2 separate regions of the Homo sapiens genome follow, and region 2 is linked to region 1. Evidence: chromatin loops called from intact Hi-C (ENCODE). Cell type or tissue: dorsolateral prefrontal cortex. All regions are shown on one strand. Each heading gives the region's core, and the rest is flanking DNA. Links, peaks and the distances in the headings are about the cores only.

Region 1 (7,931 bases), core at 967-5,966:
GCAAAACTCCCCTATCCTGTGCTCTGTGCACTGCATGAGTGGCAAGAAAACCACGTTTGGAGTCTATAAGTCTGGGGTCAAAACCCAGCTCTGCTATTAATACTAATGAGGGCTCTTCCAACACGCTGCTGAGAATTAGTCAGATGTGTTTAGTAAGCCCTGTCTAAGCTTCAGGCACTGTATTAGAGCTTCCCATGACTTCTCTTTAATTCTCACAACCCAGTGTGCAGATGGGAGAACAGAAGTTCAGAAAGGGCAACTAATTTGCACAGCACCGCACGGTCAGGAAGCGGCAGAGCTGGGTTCAACACAGCAGACAGGCTGCTCCAGAGCTAAAGCTCTCATGTAATTCCATTACCAGACTGAGGCGTTGAGCCAGCACCTAAGCTGCTCTGTGACTCAGTTTCCCTGCTGTACAATGCGGGGATTAGTCTAGCTGATCTCTGAATTCTTTCCAGCTTTGTTGTGCCTCCCTGGTGACCCATTTGCAGGTGACAACACATGGGGGGGGAGTCTCCCGGGGACAAATGGGCACTAATGGTGGGACTTTCAGGTTTGCGCTGGGCCACAGGGAGCTTCTGTTGGGTAGGATTCCCCTGCACTTCCAGGCACCCAGCTGGCCCGGGGGGCCCCAAGGCAGCAAGGCAGGAAAGAGATGCTATCTTGTTTCTCTCCCTGGACCAAGAGCCACCAAGGAAAAAACAGGACCCCAGGGAGCTCCAGGACTGAGGACCAGTAAACACTAGTGGGAGGGAGGGGTGGGGGAAACTCCATAAATCCACCTGAGTAAGCAGTGCTTTTAAAAGCCCTTTTCACTACAGAATACAAAATGCACCATTTTAGGAGAGGATTTTATAGGCTATTTCTCCTGGGTGATTTACCATCTGCGGGCCAAGGTTCACCTGGGAGTCCTGGCCTCAGAAGGCCCATGGGTATGGGGTGGAGTCAAGGTCAGTTTCTTTTTTTTTTTTTTTTAGATGGAATTTCACTCTGCCACCCAGGCTAGAGTGTAGTGGCGCGATCTCAGCTCGCTGCAACCTCCACCTCCCAGGTTCAAGCTATTCTCCTGCCTCAGCCTCCATAGTAGCTGGGGTTACAGGCATGCGCTACCACGCCCGGCTAATTTTTTGTGTTTTTAATAGAGACAGGGTTTCACCATGTTGACCATGCTGGTCTAGAACTCCTGACCTCAGGTGATCCACCCACCTCAACCTCCCAAAATGCTGGGATTACAGGCATGAGCCACCACGTCCGGCACTTTTCAAGGCAAGGGCTGGTGTCCTTGCTGGCCTCTGGTGGGCTGGGTCACTTGTCTTGACCTGTCCTCCCAAGGCAGGGGACCACTCTGGCCTCAGACACCCAGTGTGGGGGCTGGCAGAAGTGTGGGGGCTGGCAGAAGTGGAGAGGTCACGGCTCACCCTCTTCCCTGCTCACCCTGCGCTTACTCCATTTAATTCGTTTACTCCCTGTCTCTCTCTGTCTCGTGCACCTTCATTCCGCAAGCCCCTCATGAGCCTGCCACAGGTGAGTCCTTGCCCCAGTGCTGGGAGTTCAGACAAATCAGAAACAGTCCCTGTCCTTGAGAAGGTGACCACCGTCTGGTGGGAGAGACAGAAGTGATGGATCATGAAGTCACAGAGTCCGTGAGGGAGCGTGTACAGATGGGGTGTTCTGCAACCTGGACAGAGCCCTGGATGGCACTAGTGAGCTCTGGAGACAGAGAGAGATGGGGAGGAATTGTGGGTAGAAGGATCCGCCCACACAAAGGCGTGGAAGCTGGGACAGCCTGGGGGGCTTGAATGCCAGGCCGGGGAGCTGGATCCCCCACCCTGCTGGGAGCCATCTAAGGTGCTGGAGCAGGGGAGTAACAAGCTCAGCTCGTTTTAGACGTTCTTTAAGCAATTCCACAGGAGAAGTTACTCATCCCGATGCAGAGCCTTGTGTTAGAAACAGATGTCACTGCTGCCACCTCCACAGAGGGCCTCCTGGCTTTGGAAACAACAATTGCCGCTTGACAACTCAGATATAATTATGTCTGTAATCCCACCAAAATACCACTTGATCGTTTCATTTTTGTAGCATGAGGAGGTGGGAAAATGAAGGCGTCTGAGCCTTGCCCCTGACATGCAGGCTCCCCCACCTCCCAGGAAAGGGGAGGACCTGCAGGGCCACAGGGCAGGATGACAAGAGGAGAGCAGTTCTCTCCTATCCCAGGGGTGTCTGACCCCTAGGGCCAGGCCTGCTCAAAGTAGGGGCAGGACAAGATAAGGCAGAGAGATGGGGAGGCCTGGGTCCAAATCTCAGCTCTGTCCCTGCAAGCCGTGTGGCCCAGGACAATGCACCTCCCCTCTCTGGGCCTCAACATCCTCGTCCGTAAGATGAAGAGAAAAACAGCACTGACTAGCAAAGACTGGGCTGCATGCTATGGTCCAGGCGCTGTGAGAACTTCAAGATCCAGGCCCATGAGAGGAGCCACCCTCAGCTATCTCTTCACTCCCCATCTGCCTTGATTTTGTCACCTTCTATGAGTGAGATTTGTGTTATCTGAGCCTCGAGTTGTAAGGATTAAATGAGACAATACTTAGAAAGTGCTCAGCACAGGGCCTGACTCAGAGTACTATGCAGAACAGGATTCAAAATCCCCCATCGTACAGACAGCAGAGGTGGTAGAGCTGGGATTCGAACCCAGGCCAGTGGGACTTGGAGTGCAAGCTCTGACCACCACCCTGCCTCTCCCACAATGCCCGCCTTACCCCCTCTCAAAGCAGTGGTAGGTGGAACAGGTGCCTATAACCCATCAAAGGGTGGCAGTGACTGAGTGTCTGTTGGCCCCAGCCTGGTGACCACAGTGCAGCAGCCCTGCCTGACAGATCACATGCTGGTCCACCTCACCCTGTGCCCTTTCTCTTGGTGGACAGCTGTCCCAGCCCCAGACCTTGTTCCATCCAGTGTCCCTGACCAGGGTCCCCTTTCAGAACCCCTGGCTTTCTGGTCAACCTAGGCCCAGCTGGCACAGCCAGTCATGCCAGGCCCAGCCATTGACAGGTGCTCCCGGATCTGAGCTGCTCCCAGCCCCCAGCAGTATGTTCTACACCTTGTTTAGCCAGCTAACACCTTGTTGGGCCAGCTCCCTGTGGCCCCTGACACACAAACCCCTGGGACTTCAACACTCACTGGGAGGAGCCACCCAGAAGTCCACTTGCTACCCTCTGCTGCCCCCAACTGGCAGGAAACCACCCTGCGCAGACACCTCCATCTCCATCTGAACTCACCACCTAAGAACTTGGTCTCTGGTCCCCTAGGAACCCCTCCAGCCCCTCTCCACCTTCTACTGCCAGGGCTGAGCCCTAGAAGTTCAGTCAGGGGTGATGTTGCTTTGGGGCCGTGACGGAAGGGTATGGAAGTGGGAGGGGTCTGCCCAGTTACCTGGGGCTCTGGAGGAAATGTGGGGTGGAGGTGCACCCCTCACACAAGCAAAGGGAACAGGTGTGGGGAATGCTGCCTTGTGCCAGGCACTGAGCCCTCACAGCCACTCTGTGGGGAGGGGTTCCTGCCCATTTACAGACAGGGAAAGAGAGTGGGGCAACTTGCCTGAGCCATCCTACAGAAGGGAGCAGTGGCCAAGATTCTAATCCTGCTTCATCCCTGGGTTGGGGGGACTATCCCTGGGAGAGGCCAGCACTGTACCCCAAGACCCTGAGTGGGTGTGAAGAGAGGAAGAAAGGCCCCCACAGAGAGCATTCCACTCGCCAGTTACTGAACCTGGCAGGGACTGGGGTGGTGGCCTTTACACCTTAACGGGAACCAGTTCATCTGATTCCATGCTGCCCAACAGGCTTAAGTGCAGGGCTGGGGAAATGGAATTTACAGGGATGGCCTTCTGATGTATTTGGAAGTCCCCAGGGCAGGAAGAGGAGGGGGTACAGAGGCTGGCTTGTTCCCTTCACTTCCATCCTCCTCACTCACACTGCCCAAGCCAGCTGCCACTTGCCAGGATGAGGCAGAAGATTCCAGGGATCCTTGAAGTGGGCTCTTCCCCCTACCCCTGCCCAAGGGCATTCTGAGCACAGATGTTGGGGGGGTTGGAACAGGCTCCTGAGAACCTGCTTGAGAAAAGCAATTTGCTTGTCCCCCCAACCCCATGCTGGATCCCCACCCAGTCTTGGTCTCTGCCCACTGAAGGAGCTCCAGACTCTCCTAGCCTGGTCAAGTATGCTGCACTCCATGTCTGCTCTGGCCTACTCTGGCCCACCTCACCTCCCTTGCTGAGGACCTCATACTCCTGTTAATATGGCCTTAGATCCCATCTGCTCTGTTCACTGCCGTGGATCTCTTGTCGCTTCCATTCCAGCCACTTCCTCACATTTCAGCCCCCAAACTGCGCTCAGTTCCTGCTGTCATTTGCTCATGCTGTTTCCCATGTCCTGGCCTTTGCCTGGAATGTCCTTTCCCCTTCACCTGCCTGGAAATTACTTCACCAAGCCCCGGCTGGCCCTTCTGTATTTCTGCAGGTAGCAACTACGTTTTCATCCTCTTTGTATCCTCAATGACTGGCATAGGCCCTGACACATAGTTGGTGATGATGGCAAATTTATCGAAAGAAAGAATAAAGAAAGGCAAAAGGAGAGAAGAAAGTAAGTTCGTTCACACCGCAGCAAGGCTCGCAGACGAGAGCTGGGCTCCTGCCCCTACCACCCACCAGCTGGAGACCTGCTGAGGCCAGGCCTCTCTCCTCCCTAAGCCTGGGATCCTCAACTGTAAAATGGAGCTGATGAAACCACCTTCCTGTGTATTAATGGGGTGGGGCGACAGCCTCCCAACCCTACCAATACTGCAGCAGTCCCACCTCTGTCCCAGGCCTCAGACTAGCCTGGTCTTGGATTCAGGAGGCTCCAAGACCCCCTGTCCCCAGACTCCTGCCCCGAAGAACATCCTTGCCCCACCCTGGCCACCCCGGACAACTCCTGAGTCCCACCTTCCAACACTCCCTCTGCAGAAAAGGGGGATGCCCCCCGCGGAAGGCAGACACAGACCAAAATGACGGTAATGTTCCTTTTGGGTTTGAATAGTTTAATACCAATCAGCCTCCGTGAAGGGCAGGGATGGAGGGAGTGAGGGTGGAGGGGGCGGAGGGGGCAGGGTTTGCTCTTCCACCACCCCGCCCATCCGCTGAATACACGCCGGATGCTGGGTCAGGAGACTGACTCACAGAGCAGAACTAAGCAAATTCCTCATACTTCAAGGAGAAAACTGGGGCGCCCATGGTGGGACCCCACCCAGGGGTCCAGCACTACCGCCCTGTTACAGCCAGGACCACGTGGCTGACATCCCTCCACTGGTTGATGGGCCACAAACATAAATATGTCCCAAGTGAACGACCATCTGAGATGGACCCACAGCAGCCTGGGCCAGTGGAGGGAGCCCCAGCAAGTATCCTGGGCAAGCTGCTCCTCTCCAGGCCTCAGTTTCCCCATATACCCTGGGACAGATCTGGCTTGTCTGATCTGTGAGCCTGGCTGGCTTTTCTGTTCCCCACCCCAACAGCCACCCGGAGCCTCCGTAGCTTGGAAGGGGCACAAATGGGGGGCAGCGGGGCCGGCTCTGCAGGGAGCAGAGAATGCCCCCTCCTGGACCTGAAGTCATGCATTCCTCCTTCAGGCAGCCCGCAGCCCAAACTTCGGGTCCCTCTACAGCTGGGGCTGGGGCCTGGTGGCCAGGAGGGGGCAGTGTGCAGATGAGCGGGAAGGAGCTGTCGTGGGGCTCCGAGGGCAGTTGGACCAAAGAACACCCATTCCTCCCAGGAAATGTGATGGGGGCTGGGAGAAGGGCTCAGCTCAGACGGGGTGGCTGATATCCAGGTGCTGGGAGGAGAGGACAGGAAGGAGTAAGGGGTGAGGACCACTGGATGCGGGGGAGAGGGACAGAGACCTGGGCTCAACTCCAGGCCCTACCCTAGACATGCTGTGTGACCTCAGGAAAGGACCCTCCCGTCTATGATTCTCAGTCCCTCCTCTGTATAGGGAAGGGTTGAACCAGTTAATTTCCAACAGCCTTTCCATGGTGACATGGGCGGGAGGGTCACCCACTAGCTTGCATGTTTGTGTTCACATGCCTGTTTCTTGAGTTTGTGTGACAGAAAGACAGCTGAAACATGGGGAGGGTGCAGGGAGGCTACAGGAGTGAGAAAAGGGGTGAGCAGCTGGAAAACCTGAGGTCCACAGCTCAGAGGTCTACTGCTAGCTCCACTCACAGCCATCATCCACTGTGGTTCTTGTATCCTGCAGGGGAAAGTCCAAAGGCTTTAGCTCACCCACCAAGGTCTCTCACTCTTCTCTCCAGGCCCTGAACCCATCCAGCACTCCAATCACACAGGGCCATTAGCTTGTTTCCTTCTATTCACTTCACTAACTGAAATACTCTTCTCCCTTGGTTCCTGACGAACTCCTATACACTCCTCAAAGCCCAGCCCCAAGAGTCCCTTCTTTAAGAATTCTTCCCTGTCCTTCCTGGCCAGAGATAACTGTTCCTTGTTCTGTCACAGCATCCTATGCAGGGTGTGCACAACCAAGCACCAATAAAAGTGAGTTGTTGAAAGAAACCAAAGACCTGCTCCTAGAAGCATCCATAATCAACCCAATGTTGAGTTTATCTGCAGTTTCTGCCAGACCCCTGGGCCTTCCCCTCCCTGACACTTCTCCTTCTCCATCTCGCAAAAAATAGCCCTGAGACCTAATTTCAGCTAAACCTTCAAACACGACTCTCCACTTTCAACTTCCCGAGGAGGAATCAATTGGCTGTCAAGTTTCCCTGAGCCTCTGCCACCTCCCACACCCCAGGCCTGCCAGCCATCCTCAAGGTTGATGGGAGGGGGGTGGGGGCAGAGGAAGGAGGGAGGGAGGAAGGACCCAGCCCGCAACAGGGAAGTTTGGGGCTGGGGAAGGGAGCAGGCTAAGGAGCTCGTGGGGAGACCAGGAAGAGTCATCAGCTCTTTGCCTCCCAAATCAAACCACGGCTCCTCTGCCATGGAGTGGCAGGAGAGAAAGAACAGCATGCTGTTGCTGCTAAGGGGTCCAGGGCCTGGGGAAGCTGGGTGGGCACATGCAAAGCCCCCAGACCCAGTCTGACCATTGGTCTATGCAGATCCAGGGCCCCAGCTTGCTGCCTGCCACCCTTCCCTCCTTCCCTTCCAGGAGACACTACTGGCACAGAGCAGACAGACCTGGGTTTGAATCTCAGGAGCCTGAGAGCTGATGGCCACAGATGCACAGGAAGCCTCTCTGGTCATCTACTCCCAGGCCCCTTCCCCCATCCTCATTCAGGGCCCCCTATAACTTGCAGGGCACATGCCAGCCTCGTAGCACTGTGTGGTCCTGGAGAGCCACTCCCCTACCCCCCAACTCTCCCTATAGGAGGGAGGGAGTTGTCCCAGATAGGCAGAAAAGTTCCACTCCTGAGCAAGCCACAAAGCTGGTATGAGGCTGTGCAGGGCCTGAAACCTGGGTCGGGGAACTCTCTAGAGCCCATTCTCTTAGCTACTGCACCAGAACATTTAAGCACCTATTTATGCCTGAACTGTACGCTGCCTTACAAAGTCCATCCCCCACATTTCACAAAAGGGGAAACTGAGGCTCTCCCAGGGTCATACAGTCTACAAGAGGCAGGGGCAGGACTAGCACTGAGCCTTCAATGCCCTACAGAGTGGCTGCAGGTCCTCGGCTGACTCACAAAATGAGGAGGGGTGGCATGTGATGGTGTAAACAACCCAGGCTCCTGAACTGCTGTCAGCTGGGTGGTGACCTCTGACAAGCCCTTCCCAGGCCTCAGTTTCCATGGAGAAGGTGGACAGGCTGAGCCTTGTAGACCTTACACCGTGACTCATTGATTCTCCCTGCGGAGCACCCCTGTAAGAGATGCTGACAGCCTGCCATCTG
Region 2 (7,931 bases), core at 1,002-6,001, 440 kb before region 1:
GCCCAGGCTGCGCCCTCACACCTCCCTGCCCTGCACATGCTGTTCTCTTGCTGGCACGCCCGTCCTGTCTTCCCAGACGCATCCCAAGTACAGCTCAGAGCAGCCTTCCCCTGTCCCCACCACCGCAGGCAACAGGACAGCTCCCTCCCAGAGCACGCTGGTGTCCAGGCATGTCCTGCAGGTACAGCAGCAGGCAGGGTACACTGGCGTCCTTCTCCCGGGCCTGACCAGCCTGGGGGCTGCCGGTGAGTCACCAGGAAGCTCTGGTGTCCAGCTCAAGGCTGATCAAACGGACACCTCCACTGTGATATGGGGGTATAGTCTCCCTGTCCTTGTTGTATGGTGATGGTGGGCAGGAGGGGAGAGGAGGCTGGGAGGGAGGGACTGGGGCTTTGCAGCACCTGGACGCCACAGACCAGGACTGGCCCTGGTTCCAGACAGTGACAAGGACAACTAACTGGTCCTTGTCACTGGGTCATTGACTTAACTGACAAGTACCTGAGGCCCAGTCTGGCTGGAGGCTCATGGTGGGGGTGATGGTGGCGAGGGCTCTTCAGAGGATGGCCGTGCTCCTCCCCGTCCTGCCTGGGGCCCCACTGAGTAACCAGGCATCTGCACCCCTTCCTGGGATGGAAATTGGGGTATTCAGACGTGAGCAAAAATGGACAACCACATATACCAACTGGCCTAGACAACCCCCAACCCTGCCGCCAGAGACACACAAAGTAATAGACTCCCACAGTCACATACACACAAACATAGACACGCAGCCTCTCCTTGAAAGACCCACGCAGCCTGAGACACAAAGGCAGGCTGGCCCCTGGGCGTGTGTGGGGCAGCACTGCCCTCTGGCGGCTGTCTTGGCAATCTCTCTGTCAGGCTCTGGCTAGCTTCCTAGAACCACAGCTGAGCCACGATGCGGGTGCCCAGGCCCAGACCCAGAGAACTGGGACTCCCAGGGATGGGATTTCAGGGAGGAAAAGGAATTTGTGTTCCTAGGGTCGAGGGTCTTTTGAGTTCCAGTTCCCTACCCCAATCTGCATGTAATGCAGAACATGTGAGCAGAACTTGCTCACAGAAGGACCAGTCCAGGGATGGTGAGGGGGCGGAGCTCCTTATCATGGGAGGAGTACGAGTTGGGCTGGGACCACTTGCAGATTGGTGGTCTTTAGTGGCAGAGTGGACAACTTCATAGGTCATCACCAGCTTGAAGAGCTCTGGGAGGTATGTCTAGTCTTCTCCTACTTCACCCCAGCCCAGCCACTCTCCTGTTTGGTTTGTTTGTCAGTCATCAAACTCTGACAGCATCTCAGCACCTCAAACAGCAGGGGAGATCCTGGGTGGCGGGAGATGAGGCTGTGGAGGGTGGCCAGGCCACCCCTTGGAGGTCTTCGAGGCCAGTATTAGGTGTGTGGGCTTTATTCTGGGGGACAGGGATCTGGAGACAGGCCCAGACAGGGAAGCGACTTGGTCAGATGGGCATGTGAGCACCAGCTAAGGAGAAGCTTAAGGAGCACCAGCTAAGAAGCGACTTGGTCAGATGGGCATGTGAGCACCAGCTAAGGAGGCAGGAGGGCCAGACGGGAGGGATGTGGTGGCCTGGACCAGGACAGGGGCAGGAGTGAGGTGGCAAGAACGACGCAGATCCCAGAGCTATTAAGGAGATGGACTCGCCAGGCTTTGGTGAGGAATTGGCCATGGTGGGCATGGAGCCGGAAGATGAAGTTACCTTGGGGCATATCAGTGCTGACAAAGGGGCCTGGGGGAGAGATGATGAGTCTGATGTGGCTCTGAGAGCCTGAGAGCCTGAGAGCCAAGGGGATGTCTGGAGAGGATGTCTGGAGAGGTATCAGCCTAGAGCCTGAGAGCCAAGGGGATGTCTGGAGAGGTATCCAGGAGGCAGTTGAAATCAGGCCTGGAGATATTCACTTGGGAGTTGGAAGGTTACTGACAGGTGGTTGAAGGCAGTGCACAGCTGAGGCCACCCAGGAAAGGTCCTTGGAAGCCCTAAGCACCAAAGATATGGTGTTCACCTCACCCCCATGAGTCAAAAAGGAGTCTAAATTAAATTATAAAATGTAACACTTACATGCCTTACAAAACTCTTGGACTGGCACGGTGGCTCACACCTGTAATCCCAGCATTTTGGGAGGCCAAGATGGGCAGATTACCTGAGGTCAAGAGTTCGAGACCAGCCTGGCCAACATGGTGAAACCCCGTCTGTACTAAAAATACAAAAAGTTAGCCGAGCATAGTGGCGCATGCCTGTAATTCTAGCTACTCGGGGGGCTGAGGCAGGAGAATTGCTTGAACCTGGGAGGGAGAGGTTGCAGTGAGCCGAGATCACACCACTACACTCCAGCCTGAGCAACAGAGTGAGACTCCATCTCAAAAAACAAAAATAAAAATAAAAACAAAAAACGTTTGCAATCATCACATCCATGGGTTCACAGAAACACATTTTCCTCCTCATCTTCCTTGTTTGATGCTCCTGGTCTGATGGTGCCCTGAGGTGTCTACCTGCTTGCCGGCTAGGTGGCCCAGCTCCAAATCCAGGCAAAAACAAGAGGCTCAGGGGGCACCAACAGGCTGGGACCGAGGGGAACAAGATGCCCACAAAAGAGAGAAGGAACACCCAGGAAGACTGGAGGAAACCCAGGAGAGTGTGGCATCACTGGGGCCAAGGAAGGAGGGGGTTCCAAGAAAGAGGACATGATTAGTCATGTAGAAAACAAGAGGAGGCACGGAGATGAGGACTGAAGAGGGGGCCCGGATATGGCTGTGGGGCTGCCAGGCAGGCTCAGTAAAGCAAAGCTGGTCACCTCTCCACGTATCTCTGCTCAAGGGGGCCAGCCTTTGGTGGGGACACTCGGGTGCCCTTTGCCCTTGAGGATCCTCCGGACCTACAAACAAGGAGGGAGTAAGACCCTGGGGTAGGGTTGAGGCGAGCTGACCTCAGAAGGAGAAAAGGAGACCAAATATTTCAGTGGACTCAAGGCAGGGGGCGCCTCTGGGTGGCAGTCCCTCCTCTGACCACAAGGGGGCAGCATAAAAGCAGGTCCTGCGTGGGCTCAGGCTTCTGTAAGGAGTCGGCTTCCAGATGCTGTTTTCATCTGTGATGCGTCCTTGGGCTCTCTGGGCCTCAGTTTCTTTCTCCGCAAAATGGGGCAGTTGGACATCATATTCTCTTGGACCCTGTTGGGATCCCCTTCATTCTGCATCCCCTTACCGCCTTCCCAGCTCAATGTGACACCCCCCATCTGACCACAATAAGTGTGTTAAGTGAGTAAGGTCAATGGCACAGGTATAGCATGTGGTGAGAACACAGAATGCTAGCCCGAGGAGGCCTACAGGCGTGTGCAAGGTTAGCTGAGTGAGGACAGACCATCCCATGAGCTTGGGTTAAACCTGCCTGCAGCGACCGTCTGTGAAGGTGGCCTCTGCTTCCTCTTACGGGGAGTACTGGGGTGGGGGTGGGGCTGCCTCTGCCTCTTCTGTCTGCCCCCAGGGCAGAGCTCTGGCTCTTTGTGCAGGCTCCTTGTCCTGCCACTGTTTGCCCTCTCTGGGACATGTCAGCACCTGTGCCCTCTTTGGGCCTCAGGGCTCATCGAGACAAGGAGGGAAAGAGCATGAGAGTCTCCTCAGCACTGCTGGTCCTCAGGTCTCTGAGGCAGCCCCACCCTATCCTGGGATGCCTCCCAGTGCTGCCCTGTGGGTCTGCAGTCCTTTGGTGCCAGTTGGTGGGAGGGGCAATGTGAGGGTCACGACAGTTGATTCCTGGCTCTGGGCCGCCATCAGATCTTCAGAGGGGCTGGTGTGCTGGTGGCTGCTGGTGGCCTCAGCTGGGGACAAGGAGTCAGGGTTGGAGCCTCATTCCATGTCTGACAAAGTGTGGCTTTAGTTGATCACTGCTGGTGGGTGGCAGGGAAGCTGAAGCCAGGGCAGGAGCAAGAGGTGGCCTGGGGAGACAGTACCTCTGTGGAGGGCCCCTTCCCCTCAGAAGCTGGGCCAGCCCAGGGCAGCCGAGGACAGTGACACAGGAGAACACCCACGGGCCAGTTGTCCGGTGCCAGCTCCCCGGCTGTGTGATCTTGGGCAAGTGGGCAACCCTCTCTGAGCTATGGTAGGGAGACCTATCCAGAATTCAGGAAAGCATGTTATAGGCCCAGGGCAGTCCTGGTATTGGGGCAAAGAAGGGCAGGCAACCCTGGGTCACCGACTTGTCCTAGGGGTCCAGTCCCCGGGATTTGGCCTCTTGGAGCCCACTGGGTGGGTGTCTAGGGGAAACTGAAGATGGATCTGACTCAGTTGGGTCCTGGTACCAGCATTTTGGCTTGGGAGTGGGAAAGGGTAATAAAGGACTCTACAGTCACAAGAGCTTGGCCGCTGCCTGGACAGGCAGCCTATGCAAGTCCCCTCCTATCTCTGAGCTGCCATTTCTTTATCTTTCTGAGTTCCACCTGGGGCAGGACCTTCAGCTTCCCAAGTCTCACCAGACCATCGCCTCCCGGGTGCCAGGCTGAGTTGGCTCTCAGGCCCTCTCTTTCCCAGGCGGGCCTCGGGTGGTGCCAGGTGCCGCAGGAGCTTCCGGTTGGTGCAGGGAGCTGGCTGGCGTGGGCTGTCTGAGGGCAACTGTCTCGGTGCTTAGCTGAGGCCTCATCGAGTGGCACCTGTGGCCCGGGCCAGCTGGGATGGGAAAGGGTGGTCTGGCCTCCACCTGCTCAGCTCACTTGCCCTCTAGCCACTCTCACTTGAGCCTCAGCCTCCTGTATCTGCTGCTGCTGCTGGAGCCCAAGGGGCTGGGGCCATGGCTGGGTGCCCCAAAGACAGGAGAGAAGGAGGTGCTGGGGCTTTGCGCCCTGGAGGGGACAGCTAGAGACTCATCAGGCAGGAAGTATCTCCTCTTCTTGATTCTGATCCTTCACCCACCTATGTCAGCCTCACACCTGTACCTGTACACCTGTGGGGCAGCCTTCCCCACCTGTGGTTTTCCCCACTTCTGGAGCCCTAGAAGAATATGTAGAGCAGGCTTGGGGTGTGGCCCCATGGAGCACCCCCAAACTGCCTCTGGTCCCCAGGCTCCGGCTTGTGCTGTCCCTTCCCGCTGTCTGGATTTTGGCCTGTCTGTGGGACCTTGAGGAGCCTGGAGCCTGGAGCTGCCAGCTCGTCTGGGCCCTCCAGGCTCCAGGATCTCTGGAGGCCATGGGTGGGGCTGGTGCTGGCCTTGTTGGTGTTGCTCCTGCTGGAGTAGTGGTGCCCTCTGGCATCTGTGCCTTCCACGGCAGGTCACTGGTGCCATTTGCCATGTGCAGTGGGTGCTGGAGTCTAAGCTCGTGGAAAACTTCCAAGGCCTGGGCTATGGTCCTCATGGCCGTGCGGCCTGCCTTGACACACACAGAAGGGACACATGCACTAGTGTGCGTTCAGGGGACACGTGAACACACCCCTCATATTCAGACAGGTGTAAACAGCTCAGCCACACAAGTGCTGAGCTCCAGCAGACTCACGCACGCAGCCACACATATAGACAAGGTACAGGTGTAGCCAGTGTGTGAACATTGATAAGTCTGTCAAGGCAGATATGTGCACAGTCCAGAACACAAGACGGGTAGAAAGGCAGACCTACAAATGTGCACAGATCCCTGCCAACAAACATGCATATCCATACATGCACATATGCATACACAAGCTGTCATGGGCACACTTACAGGGGAACATGCCTTACTCAGAGCACAGAGCATTTCTCCAGCCCTCCCTGCATCCACTGCAAATGGGGACACATGTCCTATCCCTCAGCAGGCAGGGAAGGGCTGGGGGAGGGAACTTCACCTTTTCTTAGACCCATGGCAATGGAAAGTGGGCACCATCTTGGGTGATGTAGCCAAATGTCTCCTGTTCTGGGAGTCTCGGCACACATAGAAGATTCTGGAGAGGAGGGGGAGGTGCAAGGCATGATCCACTTCAAGCAGCCACCAAGCCCAGTGGGAGCTGGGTCTCTGGGCTTAGCAAGACAAGAGCCCAGGGGCCGAGGCTGAGCTGAGGAGCCTCCAAACCTGTAGACAGGGTCATGCAGTACTAGGGGCGAGCCTCATCCCCTGCAGCCCTGGCCTCTGCAGGGACAAGGGAGAGGAGAGGGTACGTCTGCAGGAGGGATTGTGGATTCAGCCTCCCATGTAGGATATGAAGCGACTCAGGCTGGGAGCAATCAGAGATCCCTGGGTTTGTCATGGCGCTGGGGTCTCCTTAGGACATCAGAGCCAGCTGTTACCTGCAGGGAAACCATCCAGATATATTTAGATACACACATACTTAGCATTGCATTACAATTGCTGACAGTATTCAGCACAGTACCATGCTGTACAGGTTTATAGTGTAGGAGCAATAGGCTATGCCATGTGGCCTAGTTGTGCAGTAGGCTACACCATCTAGGTTCATGTAAGTTTGCCCACCAAAATTGCCCGGTGACACATTTCTCAGAATGTATCCCCATCTTTTTTTTTTTTTTTTTTTTGAGATGGAGTCTCACTCTGTCGTCCAGGCTGGAGTGCAGTGGCACGATCTCGGCTCACTGCAACCTCCGCCTCCCGGGTTCAAACAATTCTTCTGCCTCAGCTTCCTGAGCAGCTGGGATTACAATCACGTGCCACCACACCCAGCTAATTTTTGTATTTTTAGTAGAGATGGGGTTTCGCTATGTTGGCCAGGCTCATCTCGAACTACTGACCTCAGGTGATCCGCCCACCTCGGCCTTCCAAAGTGCTGGGATTACAGGCATGAGCCACTGTGCCCGGTCGTATCCCCATCATTAAGTAACGCATGACTGTGTTCATAAGGTTGTGCAACCGGTTCCACTATGGCGCTCCAGAACATTTTTGTGACCCCACAAGAAACCCTGTGGCCATGAGATGTCACTCCCCATTCCGTCAGCCTCTGCAACCACTAATTCACTGTTCGTCTCCATGGATTTTCGTATTCTGGGCATTTGGTAGGAATGGAATTAGACATTATGTGGCCTTCCGTGTCTGGCTTCTTTCACTTAGCATAATGTTTTCAGGGCCCTGTGCCTCTGGTTTATAAGTGAGGACACTGGCCCAGACAGAGGGAGTGACTGTCCAAAGTCACATAGCAGCCAGGAGTCAGGCCCCTACACAGTGTTGGCTTTTTTAGGACCTCAGCCTTGGTCCCTGGGGTTGTGGGCTGTGGACAATGGAAGAGGTCACACTTCATCTAAAGGGGCAGCTATTACTCAGCTCTGCCTGGGACAGAATCCAGGGGCAGCACTGCCTAATACTAAACACTGTAAATAATGATACAAACGGCCAGGCACGGTGGCTCAAGCCTGTAGTTCCAGCTACTTGGGAGGCTGAGGCAGGAGGATCACTTGAGCTCAGGAGGTCAAGGCTGCAGTGAGCCATGATTGTGCCACTGCACTCCAGTCTGGGTGACAGAGAAAGACCCTGTCTCAAAAAAAAAAAAAAAGTTACAAATAACACCAGCTAACATTTTGCATGCTTCTTTTGTGCCTGGTGCTGTTCTAAAGAAGTGCTGTATAGGCACTTTCTTATTTAATCTCCATGACAATCTTGGTGAAAGTGCTGTTATTATCCCCGTTATGCAGACGAAGGAAGCAGAGCACAGAGAGGTTAAGTAACTCAGCCAAGGACACACAGCAAGCTAGTGGCAGAGTTAGGATTGGAACCCAGGTAGTCTGACTCCAGAGCCCCTGCTCTTACCCACCTATACAGATGCATTCCTTCTTCCAGATTTGTAAAGGAAGGCAGTAATACAGATTTTAATGTGAAACCTCATAAGTTTAAATGTTTCCAAGTGTCGACAACTTATGACAATTGTTTTTTGACACCGTACAGGCTGCAGGGCCTAAGCCTGGAAAGTTTCGTTTAATACAAAGGGAGAGGGCCCTCACCTTTGGT

The links. A loop is a pair of places that touch in the nucleus more often than their neighbours do. Peaks named below come from ENCODE experiments on the same cell type or tissue, not always from the same donor. Only the 100,000 strongest peaks of a DNase experiment are listed, where the experiment ranks them.
Region 2: it touches region 1 in a loop (8-fold over the local background); 4 of 110 quality-filtered maps call a loop at or near these places.

The regions. Positions count from the first base shown.
Region 1 is chr9:121,682,337-121,690,267 of GRCh38, reverse strand. The region is part of intron 2 of DAB2IP (DAB2 interacting protein); the gene reads right to left. Among named protein-coding and RNA genes, the nearest start is that of DAB2IP, 35 kb to the right of the region's middle. RefSeq lists enhancers at 2,952-3,101, 5,469-5,969. In dorsolateral prefrontal cortex, for the core only: CTCF peaks have their summits at 3,025, 3,230 (motif pointing left), 5,488 and 5,691 (motif pointing right); DNase peaks (open chromatin) are centred at 3,217 and 5,716; H3K27ac peaks cover 1,041 bases.
Region 2 is chr9:122,118,260-122,126,190 of GRCh38, reverse strand. It overlaps MIR4478 (microRNA 4478), which reads left to right and starts at 6,024; the gene lies at 6,024-6,109. RefSeq lists enhancers at 1-281, 282-1,048. In dorsolateral prefrontal cortex, for the core only: CTCF peaks have their summits at 2,836 and 3,037 (motif pointing right); a DNase peak (open chromatin) is centred at 3,030; H3K27ac peaks cover 131 bases.